2 separate regions of the Mus musculus genome follow, and region 1 is linked to region 2. A link is a loop called in an ENCODE intact Hi-C map of the cell type or tissue named here. Cell type or tissue: heart. All regions are shown on one strand. Links, peaks and the distances in the headings refer to the core of each region. The heading gives the core; the rest is flanking DNA. Region 1 holds the start of LOC115490283 (a small nucleolar RNA gene). Region 2 overlaps Otof (otoferlin).

Region 1 (2,910 bases), core at 282-2,781, 260 kb before region 2:
TGTCCAGACGCTACTGAACTGACTGCTGCTGTATCTGCGAAGTGTTTTTGAGTGGATCGAGCTGCCACTGCCGACTTGTGAACTGAACCACTGAATTCCTGACAACACAGATGGGATTTGCTTCACAAGAACCATTTCTAAACAGGTCTACTTCCCCTGTACCCTAATAACCGTTCTTTTCCACTACCTCTGATGGGTGGTGGGCTAGAAAGGAAGTTAGAGCATTTGAAAAACCATCGTTCAAAGAAGGTTTTGGGGGCTGGTTAGATGGCTCATCGGTTAAGAGCACTGGCTGCTCTTCCAGAGGTCATGAGTTCAATTCCCAGCAACCACATGGTGGCTCACAATCATCTATAGGGGGATTCTGCTGCCCCCTTCAGGCAGGTGGACATATGTGCAGCAGAGCACTCACATTAAATAATAAATACAATTAAAAAAAGGTTTAGAAAAAAATTAAAGTTGCACCCACATGTCCATATACATGTGTGCCCATATACATGAAAACATGCATATGTACACATACATGGAAATATTGGAGAAAAAAGAGAAACCTACAGGCTAACAACTACCCAGAACCTTCACCACCAGAAAGTCTCCTGCATCTCACCCAGACTCAGATAAAATCTCCAGATTTCTTTTCGCTCATAGCATATAGAGCAGAATATATGCTGAAATATATTTGAGCAGTAGAAAACTGGACATGACTGAGCCTCCACTGATTGCCATTGTCTTTGAAAACTGAAGTCTATCTTCTCTTATTTCCTTACGTCTCTTCTAGGTTTATAGAGCTCTTATACATACACTACTAGTTCCCAAATCTCTCCAAATAATTACCCCTCACTTTTAAGATGGCACATGACATGGGAATTAGACTTTGACATGTTTTGTCAATGTATTTTTCTCATAAAATCTATGGTGTTTATTTTATTTTATGTTATATTTAGGAATATGGGTGTTTTGCCTGAATATAATCTATTGAGAAGGCTAGGCTGGCTCTACAACAGGCCTCAAATTGCCAGGACTGGTAAATCCAGGCCTCAGAAGGGGTCCTGCCCCTGCCCTGAGGCAAGGACAATGGGTCAGCAGCAGTTTCCAGCCCCCACACCCTGGTAATGGAATATCCTTAGAGATGGAACAAGATAAAGGTCACCTACCCCAGAATCCCCTAATGTGCTTTAAATCTGGCCTGCAAGCTCACTTGGTTGTCTCTCTATCTTGGTAATTGGAGGCCCCAGCAGGCTGGACTTCTGCAGAATAAAACACTCTTTGTGTTTACATACTATGTGAGTCCAGGGTATCATTCTTTGGCAAATCATGGACCCTTATAAGATCTGTGAACCTCCTGAATGCCTGGTGCCTGCAGAGGCCAGAAGAGGGCACTGGATCCCTGGAAATGGAGATACAGATGGCTGTGATGTAGGTGCTGGGGCTTGAACTGGGTCCTTTGGAAGAGCAGCCACTGAACAAAACCCAACAAGACCTATTGCCTGGTTCAAGATCTCCACCTTCTTAATTCTCTAGTGGTTCCTCTCCATCCTGTTGTGGCTAACCCTTACACTCTTCTTTCCACTATCCCTTTAGGAACCTCGCATTTCTCAGTCCTAGACTTCAAGGTTGCATTCTTCTCTACTCCCCTGGATACCTAGATACAACGTCTCTGTCTTTACCTGGACTGACCATGACACCCACTTCTCTACCCAACACACGTAGACTGTGCTACCTTAGGGGGTCCAGGCTGGCCCATACTTACTGCGCCAGGGCCTGGCTTCTGACCTACTACTCTCTGTCTCTCCCTAAATCTACTCTTATTTCATATGTTGATGCAATCTGTCTGGCTAAAGTAATAACTCTGCTCTTCTAAATTTCCTGTCCAGCCAAGGCTATAGAGTCTCATCTTCTAAGATCTCCAACAGGCCTTGCTTCAGGTTCCAGCTCACACTGCCAGTGATGACCTGTCCCTTCTCCACCTCTGTAACAGAAAGGAGGGATTTGCCCTCAGAGTTCTGGGTCACCAACTGGGATCCTCCTTTGCACCCGTAGCACACTTGTCAGAGAAATTAGACCTAATTTCTGATCTCTTCCTCTGTGAGATCATCCTTCAGGTTGGAATCTCAGCCTCCCTCCAGTCAATGGTCCTGAATTCACCACTCAAGTTTCTCAAACCCTGTCTAAAGTCCTCAACATCCCTTGATATTTTCATATCCTTTATCACCCCCAGTCCACAGCAAAGATGGAATGGACTGGGTCCTCACCATGGCCCCAGGTGGCAGGGCTGGCCACTTACAGTAGGCCCCTCCTCTCCACCCTCAGTCCCCAGTTCCATCTCTCTTCACGCTGCTCAAGCCACTCCTCTTCTCTTTCTCCCCTGTATGACCACCTACCACATACTCATATTATGGCCGCTCCCGCTGTAAGCTGGCCACTCCGCTGGCAGGCCCCTAGGTAACATCCTCCATACATGCTGAGTGGTGTGGTGGCAAACGGGTATCAATGGCTGGCCTGTTCCATGGACTGGAGGGCAGGTCTATGGGTGACATGGCAGTGTGCAGGTTTCTGTCTCCCTCTTCCCATGCTGTGCTGCCTGGATTTGATTTGATTTTTATGAGCCCTTGTCATAAAACAGCTTTGGCCACCAAGCCAGGCATCAAGCTAGGATGAACAAAGGCCTGCCTTCTGCTCTGCCCCTGACTGATAGAAGAACACCACCTCTGACAATGAAGCTCTTTGCCCATTGCCAGAAGGGCTGAAGGTCCAATTTTAGCCGTGGCTTTTCTCTGAAACATGCATGAAATATACATCCATAGAATTATGTAGAAATTCAGACTTTATTTTTTAATTGAAATTGGTTTCTTTACAATATTTGAAAAACACTTACATCTCGTACATTTTAAAGCAGGATAAAGTCCTATA
Region 2 (2,910 bases), core at 215-2,714:
CTCAGGGCTTCCTACCTTGGAGTTAGAGAAGAGGACTATCTGGTTCTGTCCAGTGGTGTTAGGGACTGCCAGGAGGTAAAGACATGGTACAAGGGTGGAAAGCTGCTGGCCAGGGACCATAAGGTCCCCAAGTGTCCTAGAACCAGGGCTTTCTCCAAGAAACCTGGAACTTTCATGAAAACATATTAGGAAGAGGTTTTATGTATCCTGTGTAGCCTTACCAGGACTTTAAGGGGCAATGGCTCCTTCCACCAAGAATGCCAGCTGCTCTGAATAATTCAGAAGCCAGGAGCACAGTGGCAGCCGGACTGAGCCCGGGGCACTTGACACCAGCTCCCAGGGGAGGACGATAAATTATTGACAGGATTCTGGTGCCCAGTTGGTGCTCTGCTGTGGCCAGTCTGTGAGCCCATCTGCACTTGAGGCCTCCTCCCCATTGCCCACCTACCTGATAATTCTGGCTTCTCCCAGGCTACTCTGTAGGGTTTCCATGAGGGCTGCCCTCTTTCTAATGGGTGTGCTTCTAGGGCCACATAAGGGATGTGTGGTCAGCCTGGGGAACCAAGACCCAGCTAGACAGTAGGTTGAAAAAATTCTTTACTGAGATATCAACTGTCCATTTAAAACTTTATTGTTTTATGGGTTACGATCTTTTATTTATTCATGTTTATTTTTTTGAGGAAAGGGGAGCTGTTTTATACACACACACGCATTACCACCACCACCACCACCATCACCACACCACCACTTTAAGATCTTCAAGGGTCAGTGACAGCCTGGCTCTGTTGCTAGCGCTCACCTAACAGAGAAGACCAGACCTGGCTGAGCCCTCTAAATGCAGGTCACACACAATAGCAAGGAGAAGAGACAGTGAGGCAGAGGGCCTGCAGCAATACAGAGCTGGATCTCCACACCAGCATGGAGGGTGGGGGTGGGGGGAGATGGCATCAGAATCTTTAAGAGGAAAAAAAACAGCACAAGACTTGCAGAGGTTGCAGAACTAGCTACCATCACATAACTACCGGGGGTGAAGGCCCCCTGAGGGACTGCTACATCTGATTCCAGAGCAGAACTCTTCCATAGTCTATGCCTCCTCCCTTATGGAATGACAGATCACATGTCCTTAGAGCTTGACCCAGGGGGCAAGGAATGGGAGATTGGCCAGGAGGGCGGTTTGCTGCATGTTGCAGGCAGTGAGGTGTGGACTAGCAGTGGAAACAGATTGCAGTATTAATACTGGTGTTGCCTTCCATTTCCTGTCTGGACGAGGCTTGAAAGCTTGATGGGAGGGGTCATTTCAAGGATTCGCACTCGCCAAGTTCTCCTCCCAAGCCCCTCCCGAGTCTAGGATCTCAGACTGTAAAGGAAAAGAAATGTAGAAGACATCACCAGAGGCTCTCTCAGCAACTGCAGGGGAATGGCTCCCTCCTGCCCCCTGGGGGGTGTTTTGTAACATTGCAGCACCTTAGTAGATCCTAGGCACCTCCTTTGGCTACTCTCGGGCGTTTCAGATTGAGAACAAATGTGCCTGAGTTCCAGCCCTCAGCAGTTGCCTGGCAGGGCTTACTGGGGTGACAAGGACTCACAAGAGCCTGTCAGCAAAGGCTCAGGGTAGGACAGCTTCTCCATGTGTGCCCCAAGTGGCAGTAACAGCATCACCGTGCTTGAAAGTGCACATACTCAGGGCTCTCCCACCGCCACCTCCAGCCTAAAGGTGTAGCCTGCAGAGTCAGCAGATCCCTCTGGGGGAACTGTTAGAATATTAAAATTGGGTGTGCTGTGAGTGTATGCACTGCAGAAACCAGTGAATGCTGCAAACCAGCAGTGACAGCAGGTCTATGAGGAGTTGGCGCATCCCCAAGACTCCATTGATGCCACTGATGAGCCAAGCACTTGAGGCCTTTACAAGGCCAGTGCGTTCCTTCATGCCCACTGCTGACTGTTGTGATCTCACCAACTTGGTGTTCTACCCCTTCTCTTTATAAAGACAGGACATAAACTCCCTAGCAGTGACTTGGGATCTCCTGGACCCCAGCTCAGGACTCAGTGCTCCACCCACCCACCATGTGTATCTGCAAAGTGACGAGAACCCAAGATGGGACTGGAAGCTTCTATGGAACTTCTCTGGGAAGAATCAAAAACCCCTAAGTCTTAACTTAGCACGGGGGGATGGGAGACGTGCGACTCAATGAGGCCGTGAGCTTGGGGGGCAAGCATGTCAGAATCATCTCTTACAGCTGTTCCCACTGTGTGCTCTTGACACAGCTGGGAGGACTGGAGGGGGAGACATACATGTTCATGTGTATATGTGCACATGTGTATACAAATGTATGTCTCCTCTTCCTCTCCCACCCCATGTGTGCACATATGTGCTTGTGTTGCACACATGTACGCAAGACGTCAACATTGGGTGTCTTTCTCTATTTCTATCTACCTCATCATTTCTTGAGACAGGGTTTCTCACTGAAACCAGGGCTCACTGATTGTGCCAGACTGCCTGGCCATCGATGAGCTCTGGGGCTCACCTATCTCAGCCTCTTCATGCTGGAGTTAGAGATGAGCACCTCTGCTCCTGACCTTTTGGGGGGAGGGAGGGAAGGAAGGAAGGAAGGAAGGAAGGAGGGAGGGAGGGAGGGAGGGAGGGAGGGAGGGAGGGAGGGAGGGAGGGAGGGAGGGAGGGAGGGAGGGAGACAGATAGGCAGGCAGGCAGACAGGCAGGCAGACAGGCAGGCAGGCAGGCAGGCAGACAGGCAGGCAGACAGACAGGCAGACAGACAGACAGACATACTAGGGATCTAAACTCCGGTCCTCACTTTCATGAGACAAACATTTCAGTCACTAAACTATCTTCCTAGCCTCAGAATTTAAACAAACAAACAAACAAAACAGTGTTCTCCCTTAGTATTTTAT

Evidence for each region. Peaks named below come from ENCODE experiments on the same cell type or tissue, not always from the same donor. Only the 100,000 strongest peaks of a DNase experiment are listed, where the experiment ranks them.
Region 1: it touches region 2 in a loop (5-fold over the local background); 2 of 42 quality-filtered maps call a loop at or near these places.

The regions. Positions count from the first base shown.
Region 1 is chr5:30,681,638-30,684,547 of GRCm38, reverse strand. It overlaps LOC115490283 (a small nucleolar RNA gene), which reads right to left and starts at 2,745; the gene lies at 2,600-2,745. In heart, for the core only: CTCF peaks have their summits at 384 (motif pointing left) and 1,356 (motif pointing right); no DNase peak of the experiment used is centred there.
Region 2 is chr5:30,422,264-30,425,173 of GRCm38, reverse strand. The region is part of intron 3 of Otof (otoferlin); the gene reads left to right. Among named protein-coding and RNA genes, the nearest start is that of Otof, 38 kb to the left of the region's middle. In heart, for the core only: a CTCF peak has its summit at 1,439; no DNase peak of the experiment used is centred there; H3K27ac peaks cover 324 bases.